Regions from separate parts of the Homo sapiens genome. Here region 1 is linked to region 2. A link is a loop called in an ENCODE intact Hi-C map of the cell type or tissue named here. Cell type or tissue: ascending aorta. All regions are shown on one strand. Links, peaks and the distances in the headings refer to the core of each region. The heading gives the core; the rest is flanking DNA. Region 1 overlaps BDP1 (BDP1 general transcription factor IIIB subunit). Region 2 has its middle 39 kb from the start of CARTPT.

The links. Peaks named below come from ENCODE experiments on the same cell type or tissue, not always from the same donor. Only the 100,000 strongest peaks of a DNase experiment are listed, where the experiment ranks them.
Region 1: a loop joins it to region 2, with 6 times the contacts of the local background. A loop is called at or near these places in 33 of 110 quality-filtered maps.

What each region holds. Positions count from the first base shown.
Region 1 is chr5:71,473,161-71,478,544 of GRCh38, forward strand. All of the region lies in intron 7 of BDP1 (BDP1 general transcription factor IIIB subunit), which reads left to right. It also overlaps the pseudogene LOC100419852. Among named protein-coding and RNA genes, the nearest start is that of BDP1, 20 kb to the left of the region's middle. In ascending aorta, for the core only: a CTCF peak has its summit at 2,808 (motif pointing right); no DNase peak of the experiment used is centred there.
Region 2 is chr5:71,755,889-71,761,272 of GRCh38, forward strand. It overlaps the pseudogene LOC100422013. Among named protein-coding and RNA genes, the nearest start is that of CARTPT, 39 kb to the left of the region's middle. In ascending aorta, for the core only: a CTCF peak has its summit at 2,252 (motif pointing left); a DNase peak (open chromatin) is centred at 2,173; H3K4me3 peaks cover 870 bases; H3K27ac peaks cover 638 bases.

The sequences.
Region 1 (5,384 bases), core at 330-5,329, 280 kb before region 2:
AGGTGTGAGCCACTTGTCCTAGCCTCTTTTTTTCTTAATTCATCTTGCTAAGTGTTTATTAATCTAAACATCTTTTTAATGAACCAACTTTTCTTAATGTAATTTTTTTTTTTTTTTTTTTTTTTTTTTTTTGAGATGGAGTCTTGTTCTGTAGCCCAGGCTGGAGTGCAGTGGTGACATCTGGGCTCACTGCAAGCTCCGCCTCCTGGGTTCATGCCCTTCTCCTGCCTCAGCCTCCCGAGTAGCTGGGACTACAGGCACCCGCCACCACGCCCAGCTAATTTTTTGTATTTTTAGTTGAGACGGAGTTTCACTGTGTTAGCCAGGATGATCCTATCTCCTGACCTTGTGATCCGCCTGCCTCGGCCTCCCAAAGTGCTGGAATTATGGGCGTGAGCCACTGCGCCTGGCTTCTTAATGTAAGTTTTAGGTTTCCAATTGTTGGTGTGTTTTTATTGATTTTTTTTTGTTACTGTTTAGCACTTCCTTCCATTTACTTTGTGTTTGTTTTTCTAGCTTCTTTATTTATTTATTATACTTTAAGTTTTAGGGTACATGTGCACAACGTGCAGATTTGTTACATATATGTACATGTGCCATGTTGGTGTGCTGCACCCATTGACTCGTCATTTAACATTAGGTATATCTCCTAATGCTATCCCTCCGCCCTCCCCCCACCCCACAACAGGCCCCGGTGTGTGATGTTCCCCTTCCTGTGTCCATGTGTTCTCATTGTTCAATTCCCTTTTCTAGCTTCTTAAGATGAAAACTTAGAGCACTGATTTTAAAGCCTTCTTTTTTAAAGTAGACATTTAAAGCTATACATTTCGTTTTTTTTGACACAGAGTCTTGCTCTGTCGCCCAGGCTGGAGTGCAGTGGCGGATCTCGGCTCACTGCAAGCTCCGCCTCCCGGGTTCATGCCATTCTCCTGCCTCAGCCTCCCGAGTAGCTGGGACTACAGGCGCCCACCACCATGCCCAGCTAATTTTTTTGTATTTTTAGTAGAGATGGGGTTTCACCATGTTAGCCAGGGTGGTCTCGATCTCCTGACCTCGTGATCCTCCTGCCTCAGCCTCCCAAAGTGCTAAGATTACAGGCATGAGCCACCGTGCCTGGCCTGTACATTTCCTTTTAAGCATCACTAGAGCTGTGTCCCACAAATTTTGATTTTTTTTTTTTTTGAGACAGTCTTGCTCTGTTGTCCAGGCTGGAGTGCAATGGCATGATCTTGGCTGACTGCAAACTCCACCTCCCAGGCTCAAGCAATCCCCTGCCTTAGCCTCCCAAGAAGTTGGGACTATAGGTGCACACCACTAACACCACTATGCCCAGCTAATTTTTGTATTTTTTTGTACAGATGAGTTTTCATCAGGTTGCTCAGGTGGGTCTCTGACTCCTGAGGTTGGCCAGGCGTGGTGACTCACGCCTGTAATCCTAGCACTTTAGGAGGCTGAGGGGGGTGGGTCACTTGAGGTGTGGAGTCCAAGACCAGCCTGGCCAACATGATGAAACCCCGATCCTATTAAAATACAAAAATTAGCCAGGTGTGGTGGCAGGCACTTGTAGTCCTAGCTACTCGGGAGGCTAAGGCAAGAGAATTGCTTGAACCCGGGAGGGAGAGGTTGCAGTGAACCGAAATTGCATCACTGCACTCCAGCGTAGGCAACAGAGCAAGACTCTGTCTGAAAAAAAAAAAAATATATGATCCACCCTCCTTGGCCTCCCAAAGTGCTGGGATTACAGGCGTGAGCCACCATGCCTGGCCCCCAGTATAAAATTTTAAGAATTATTAATTATTACTGATTAAGGTTATTAAATGCATAACACTAATTACTTGCCAGCTATTGGTAGTCTTTTTCTTCTCTAGTTCATCCAGGGAACTCTTAAATTACATCTTCAGCAGAATAATCCTTAAATGTACTTTATTTTAATTTTTTTTTTGAGACAGAGCCTCGCTCTGTTACACAGTGTGGAGTACATGGGCATGATTACGGCTCACTGCAGCCTCTGTCCTGGCTCACTGCAGCCTCTTACCTGCTGGGCTCAAATGATCCTCCCACCTCGGCTTCCTAGGTAGCTGGGACTACAGGCACATGCCACTATGCCCAGCTAATTAAAAAAATTTTTTTGTAGAGACTAAGTCTCACTGTGTTGCCCAGGTTGGTTTCGAACTCCTTGACTCAAGTGATCCTCTTGCCTTGCCCTCCCAAAGTGTTGGGATTACAGGCATGAGCCACTGTGCCTGGCCCTTCAGTGCACTTCATAAGCAAAATGGGAGCTTTTGTTTATGTACTTTTTTTGTATTTTGCTGTTCCTAATTTTATTCTGAAACTCAGTTTTACTCCAGGCCATAAATAACGTATTAACTTTGTAATGCACAGTTGTTTCCAGTTCAGCAAAGCAGTAGTTCATTATCAGGCTGTATTCACCCAGAGGTTAGGAAAACCAGGATTGGTCACACCTTTTAAAACAAATCTATCTCATGTTATTTTTCAATGTGTAGTTTCAGCCTAAATTCTGACAATGAAATTGTATGAATTCCTATCTGTGAGATGAGATATCTTGATTTTCAAAAGTAGCCAAAGGGAGTTCCTCGCAGCTTACCTTTGCTCGGCTGAAGCTGAAAACTTTGTAACTTCATATTGCCAGTGATTTTCCCTTTGCCTTGAAAGAAGGAGAACTGAGGATTCATTTTACCACTTCAATCACTAAAGCCAGTAAATCCTAGTCAGTCTTTGTGATTGTGTGGTCAGCTTTCTCATCTGAGTTAGAGTTAGAAAGCACTGATCCTTTGTGTTCTTTACCTCCACCACTAGGTGGCTTCTTTACCCCCTAGGCCATTCATTCTTCACCTTAAAGGCAAAAATACCACGGATTTTCTTCACAATCTGTCCACTTTCCTCTTCAGGCTTCCTCTAAATCTCTTTAAACACAAGATTTGCCTTAAATCCATTCCCTGTAAAGCTGGTTGGAGCAGCCTAATTTGATGAGTTCTAAAAGAACTGGCAGCTTTGAGAAAACACATCTTGTGAAGTGTTAAAACCCCAGCTTCTCTAAGGCCTAAATTATGCTGCACGCCAACCTTTGCATCAGGAGCTTGCCTCTTTCTAGCTTCCTTTCTCAGCTGCTAGCAAAGTTCAGCACACTGAACCAGCTGTTTATTGGTTTATTATAAAGGATATTATAAGGGATACAGATGAAGAGATTCATAGAGTACGGTCTGGAAGGGTCTTGAATGCAGGCACTTCTGCTGGAGGAGTTGGGGTGCACTGACCTCCCAGCACGTGGTTGCATTCACCAACCACGAAGCTCCTGAAAATCTCAGCCTTTTATTTGTTTGTTTTTTCCATAGCCCCAAATAACATGGCCAGCTTTGACTTTTTTTTCCCTTTTTTTTTAGACAGAGTCTCGCTCTGTCATCCAGGCTGGAGTGCAGTGGCACGATCTCAGTTCACTGCATCCTCTGCTTTCCAGGTTCAAGCCCTTCTCCTGCTTCAGCCTCCTGAGTAGCTTGGAATTACAGGCGCGTGCCACCACGCCCAGCTAATTTTCTTTTTTTTGAGATGGAGTCTCGCTCTGTCACCCAGGCTGGAGTGCAGTGGCGCGGTCTAGGCTCACTGCAAGCTCCGCCTCCCGGGTTCACACCATTCTCCTGCCTCAGCCTTCCGAGTAGCTGGGACTACAGGCGCCCGCCACCACGCCTGGCTAATTTTTCGTATTTTTAGTAGAGACGGGGTTTCACCCTGTTAGCCAGGATGGTCTTGATCTCTTGACCTCGTGATCTGCCCACCTCGGCCTCCCAAAGTGCTGGGAATTACAGGCGTGAGCCATCGTGCCCGGCCCCCCCACCTTTTTTTTTTTTTAAGTAGAGATGGGGTTTTGCTATGTTGGCCAGGCTCGTCTCAAACTTCCTTACTTCAAGTGGTCTGCCTACCTCAGCCTCCCAAAGTGCGGGGATTATAGGCATGAGCCACCGAGCCCAGCCTCTTTTTCCTTTCCTTTTCTTTTTTTTTCTTTCGAGACAGGGTCTTTGTTGCTCGGGCTGGAGTGCAGCGGTGCAACCATAGCTCACTGCCGCCATGACCTCCTGGGCTCAAGCAATCCTCCTGCCTCAGCCTCCTGGACCACAGGTGTGCGCTACTGTGCTTGACTAAATTTTTTATTTTTTGTAGAGAAGAGGTCTTACTGTGTTGCCTAGGTTTGTCTCAAATTCCTAGGCTCAAGCAATCCTCCTGCTTCAGCCTCTCAAAGTGCTGGCGTTACAGGCATGAGACACTGCACTTAGCCCTATATATTTTTAAATTCACCTTACAGTGAACTTATTTTATAATAGTTTAATGAGGCAGCTGGTCCAAGTGCACTGGTGTTTACAACTAAATGATCACAACTGATTACAGATTTCTTTTTTAATATTAAAAATTTTTTTTAAACACCAGCTGACCCATGTTCAGACAAATTTTTTCTTTTTTTTTTTTGATATAGGGTCTCACTCTCTGTTGCCCAGGCTGGAGTGCAGTAGTGTGATTGTGGCTACCTGCAGCTTCAGCCTCTTGAGCTCAAGTAATCCTTCCATCTCAGCATCCCAAGTGCCCAACTACAGGCATGTGTCACTATGCCCACCTAATTTTTCTATTTTTTTGTAGAGATGGGGTTTTGCCATGTCGCCCAGGCTGGTCTCAAACTCCTGGGCTCAAGCAATCTGCCGCCTCAGCCTCCCAGAGTGCAGGGATTGCAGGCTGAGCCACCATACCTGGCCCAGATAAATTTCTTTTATCCTACTCTACTGGCCTTAAAAACAAAAATAAACAGCCGGGTGCGGTGATTCACGCCTGTAATCCGAGCACTTTGGGAGGCCGAGGCAGGCGGATCACCTGAGGTTGGGAGTTCGAGACCAGGCTGACCAACATGGAGGAACCCTGTCTCTACTAAAAATACAAAATTAGCCAGGCGTGGTGGCACATGCCTGTAATCCCAGCTACTCGGGAGGCTGAGGCAGGAGAGTCGCTTGAACCCGGGAGGTGGAGGTTGCGATGGCCGAAATCATGCCATTGGACTCTAGCCTGGGTAACAAGAGCAAAACTCTGTCTCAAAAACAAAAACAAAAACAAGCAAACAAAAAAACAGCTCTCTCTCTCTACATATAGATATATATGAGTCTTTTGTCTTTTAAGGAAATCAAGTAGAAAAAAGCTAGTTTTTAGCATTTAACTATTTATTTACCATTTTTGGTGTTTTCATTTCTTCCTGTAGGTCCAAATGACAGGTCTACTGTTGAAAAATTTTCTGAGCTTTCATTTATCTGAATGTTTTTATTTCAGCCTTTCAGCCTTGTTTTTGAATGATATATTTTGCCAGTTTGACAGTTTTTTCTTTTTGGTCTTTT
Region 2 (5,384 bases), core at 274-5,273:
TTCTTATGCCTCATCTTGGCAGTTTAATTAGTTTTACGGTGGCATGTTTTATCACCTATAATAGTTCAGCCAGACACTGGCCATTAATTGGAAGAGCTGCATCAAGCTGTGTAGATGGGACCCGTAGACTCCCATCATGTCTCAGCTTGTACTCACTGAGCTTGTGTCATTACATACTGCCCATCCACCAGCCACTTCTTGAGTGAACGACAGAAAATTTTTGATCCTATGTCTTCTGTAGGATCTGGATGGTATCACATCTACTTCCTCAGAATGTCCTGTATCACTCAGAGAAGGAGCAGTTATTGCAGCCCCACAGTGGATCCCTGTGTGGAGGTGGGTTTGTTGCTGCCTGTGACTAGCAGCTCCTTTTCTGATGAGCTCCTTGGCTATGTCCAATTCTACCAAAGCAGCGTGAGTAGACTTTTGTCCACTGAGGGTTTTTAAAAATCTGTTGTGGAGCCCACTTCAGAAACTCTCAAGGGAACAGGCTCTGCCCCCTGTGCAGGCGGAGGTGTCCTAGACATGTTGCTGCTGGGCTCTGTGGACCTTTTTCCATCTGCTCATCATGCCCAAGGTCAGGTGGAGAGAGGCTTAAAATCATATTGAAATTTTAAAGTTGTATATCTTATGTCCAGCAATTTTACTTCTTAGAACGTACTGTGGCAAAATATTTACAGATGTGCAGCTATTCAGTGCAATATTATTTATGATAATAAAAACTAGAAACAATCAGCTGGGCCTGGTGGCTCACACCTGTAATCCCAGCCCTTTGGGAGGCTAAGGTGGGCAGATCACTTGAGGCCAGGAGTTTGAGACCAGCCTGGCCAACATGGTGAAACCCTGTCTCTACTAAAAATACAAAAATTAGCCAGGTGTGGTGGTGCTCACCTGTAATCCCAGCTACTCAGGAGGCTGAGGCAGGAGAATTGCTTGAACCTGGGAGGCAGAGGTTGCGGTGAGCTGAGATCATGCCACTGCGCTCCAGCCTGGGTGACAGAGTGAGACTCTGTAAAACAAACAAACAAACAAACAAACAAAAAACCACAAGCCAGGCACAGAAAGACAAGCTTTGCATATTCTTATTTATTTGTGGGAGCTAAAAATTAAAACAATTGTACTCATGGAGCTAGGGAGTAGGATGGTTACCAGAGACTGGGAAGAGTAGTAGGGGGAGGTGGAGGAAGTGAGGAGGGTTAATGGGTACAAAAAATAGAAAGAATGAGTAAGACCTAGTATTTTCTAGCACAACAGAGTGACTATAGTAAAAAATAATTTAATTCTACATTAAAATAACTAAAAATGTGTAATTGGATTGTTTGTAACACAAAGGATAAATGTTTGAGGAGATGGATACCTTATTTACCATGATGTGATTATTACACATTGCATGCCTGTGTCAAAATATCTCATGTACCCCATAAATATATACACCCACTATGTACCTACAAAAATTAAAAATAAAAAACAACCCAGAATAGAAACAGCCCAAATATTCATTGGCAGGGGAGCACTTTAATGTGAGCACATAGGGAATGGGTACAACAGGTGCAGAGGATGAGGCAGATCCATAGGTTCGTAAAGCTGCATGAAAAGTATCTGCAACCCACTGCCGACTGAACAACAGGAAAGTCAAGATCCATAGGAGGGGTCTGATGCCATTTCTGCAAAGTATCAACTAGTAACAACAGCAAGAGGGTAGTTGCTGCTTGGATCCACAGCAGTGTCCAGAGCCGTTCTGGAGCCATGTGCCTGCTCTGGATGCAGGGCCACCAGTTCTCAGCTGGAAAGTGAGACGATAGTGAGGAATCTGTTTAGCATGAGAGGCATTATTCTAAGGAAAGCAGCTACGGTTAAAATCTTGTGTGTGTGGAAAGGAATAAAGGTGCCCCTCTTGGGTGTGAAGAAGGCTGTGCCACAGACAGGAAGAGGACTTACTTGTAGACGTATCCCCAGAACCCCCACCCCTAAGAAACGTCATATTCACCACTTCCAGAATCACAGACTTGGCAGGGCTTAATCATTTTTATTTTAGCAGCTCTTGCTTTTAATGTCTGATTCATATGGGAAGAGCAGGGAAACAGGCCCAGTCTCTGGGGTCATGGGTCTTTAACCTCACGATGAACCTGCCGTGGAAGAAAGAGTTGTCACGTTGAACGCTGGCCTTGACGCAGTTCTGAGTAGTCCTGCTCTAAAATGCTGAGGCCAGGCACCGAAGAGACTGGTCTTCCACTGCCCTCTGCAGCAGAAAGAGAACACCGCAGTCAGGGACAGGATCTACCCAAGCCATATAGGTGTTTCAGCTGTGATTTTTTATTTTCTAAATTGACAAATAAAACTTGTATATGCTTATGGTGTATAACATGATGTCTTGATATACGTAAACATTATGGTATAGCTGAATCAAGTAGATTAACGTATGCAGTACCTCACATGCTTAGCATTTTTTTTTGTGCTGAAAACTTAAACTCTACTCTCTTAGCAAACTTCAAATATGCAATATATTATTATTAACTATAGTCAACATGATGTGCAATAGATCTCTTGAGCTTATTCCTCTTATCTAACTGAAACTTTGTGTGTCCCCAGACAGACCCCCACTTCCCTGCCCTCCAGCCCCTGGCAACCACCATTCTACTCTCTACTTCCATGAGTTCTACTTTTTGAGATTCCACATATAAATGGAACCTCTCATGCAGTATTTGTCTTTCTGGGCCTGGCTTATTCCACTTAGCATAATGTCTTTCAGGTTGATCCATGTTGTTACAAATGACAAGATTTTCTTCTTTTCAAAGCAGAATCATGTTCTATTGTGTATATATACCACATTTTCTTCACCCATTCATCCACTGGTGAACACTGAGGTTGATTCCTTAACTTGGCTATTGTAAATAGTGCTGCAATGAACATGGAAATGCAGATGTCTCTGAGACATACTGATTTCACTTCCTTTGGATGTACACCCAGTAGTGGGATTGCTGGATCATGTGGTAGTTCTATTTTTAATATTTGAGGAAGCTCAATACGGTTTTCCATGATGGTTATACTAATTTACATTCTCACCAACAGTGTACAAGGGTTCCCTTTTCATCACATTCTTACCAACACTTGTTATATTTCATATATTTGATAATAAACATTCTAACAGATGTGAGATGGTATCTCACTGTGGGTTTGATTTGCCTTTCCCTGATGATTAGTGAGTGAAGTGAGCATTGTAAAATATACCTGCTGGCCATTTGTATGTCTTTTTTTTTTTTTTTTTTTGAGAAATGTCTTCTCAGGTCCTTTGCCCATCTTTTTTTTTTAAATTTTATTATTATTATACTTTAAGTTCTAGGGTACATGTGCACAACGTGCAGGTTTGTTACATATGTATACATGTGCCATGTTGGTGTGCTGCACCCATTAACTCGTCATTTAGCATTAGGTATATCTCCTAATGCTATCCCTCCCCTCTCACCCCACCCCATAACAGTCCCTGGTGTGTGATGTTCCCCTTCCTGTGTCCATGTGTTCTCATTGTTCAATTCCCACCTATGAGTGAGAACATGAGGTGTTTGGTTTTTTGTCCTTGCGATAGTTTGCTGAGAATGATGGTTTCCAGTTTCATCCATGTCCCTGCAAAGGACATGAACTCATCATTTTTTATGGCTGCATAGTATTCCATGGTGTATATGTGCCACATTTTCTTAATCCAGTCTATCGTTGTTGGACATTTAGGTTGGTTCCAAGTCTTTGCTATTGTGAATAGTGCCGCTATAAACATACGTGTGCATGTGTCTTTATAGCAGCATGATTTATAATCCTTTGGGTATATACCCACTAATGGGATGGCTGGGTCAAATGGTATTTCTAGTTCTAGATCCCTGAGGAATCGCCACACTGACTTCCACAATGGTTGAACTAGTTTACAGTCCCACCAACAGTGTAAAAGTGTTCCTATTTCTCCACATCCTCTCCAGCACCTGTTGTTTCCTGACTTTTTAATGATCGCCATTCTAACTGGTGTGAGATGTTATCTAATTGTGGTTTTGATTTGCATTTCTCTGATGGCCAGTGATGATGAGCATTTTTTCATGTGTTTTTTGGCTGCATAAACGTCTTCTTTTGAGAAGTGTCTGTTCATGTCCTTCGCCCACTTTTTGATGGGGTTGTTTGTTTTTTTCTTGTAAATTTGTTTTAGTTCATTGTAGATTCTGGATATTAGCCCTTTGTCAGATGAGTAGGTTGCAAAAATTTTCTCCCATTCTGTAGGTTGCCTGTTCACTCTGATGGTAGTTTCTTTTGCTGTGCAGAAGCTCTTTAGTTTAATTAGATCCCATTTGTCAATTTTGGCTTTTGTTGCCATTGCTTTTGGTGTTTTAGACATGAAGTCCTTGCCCATGTCTATGTCCTGAATGGTATTGCCTAGGTTTTCTTCTAGGGTTTTTATGGTTTTAGGTCTAACGTTTAAGTCTTTAATCCATCTTGAATTGATTTTTGTATAAGGTGTAAGGAAGGGATCCAGTTTCAGCTTTCTACATATGGCTAGCCAGTTTTCCCAGCACCATTTATTAAATAGGGAATCCTTTCCCTATTTCTTGTTTTTGTCAGGTTTGTCAAAGATGAGATAGTTGTAGATATGCGGCATTATTTCTGAGGGGTCTATTCTGTCCATTGGTCTATATCTCTGTTTTGGTACCAGTACTAGAAAAGCAAGAGCAAACACATTCAAAAGCTAGCAGAAGGCAAGAAATAACTAAGATCAGAGCAGAACTGAAGGAAATAGAGACACAAAAAACCCTTCAAAAAATTAATGAATCCAGGAGCTGGTTTTTTGAAAGGATCAACAAAATTGATAGACCGCTAGCAAGACTAATAAAGAAGAAAAGAGAGAAGAATCAAATAGATACAATAAAAAATGATAAAGGGGATATTACCACCGATCCCACAGAAATACAAACTACCATCAGAGAATACTACAAACACCTCTATGCAAATAAACTAGAAAATCTAGAAGAAATGGATAAATTCCTCGACACATACATCCTCCCAAGACTAAACCAGGAAGAAGTTGAATCTCTGAATAGACCAATAACAGGCTCTGAAATTCAGGCAATAATCAATAGCTTACCAACCAAAAAAAGTCCAGGACCAGATGGATTCACAGCCGAATTCTACCAGAGGTACAAAGAGGAGCTGGTACCATTCCTTCTGAAACTATTCCAATCAATAGAAAAAGAGGGAATCCTCCCTAACTCATTTTATGAGGCCAGCATCATCCTGATACCAAAGCCTGGCAGAGACACAACCAAAAAAGAGAATTTTAGACCAATAGCCTTGATGAACATCGATGCAAAAATCCTCAATAAAATACTGGCAAACCGAATCCAGCAACACAT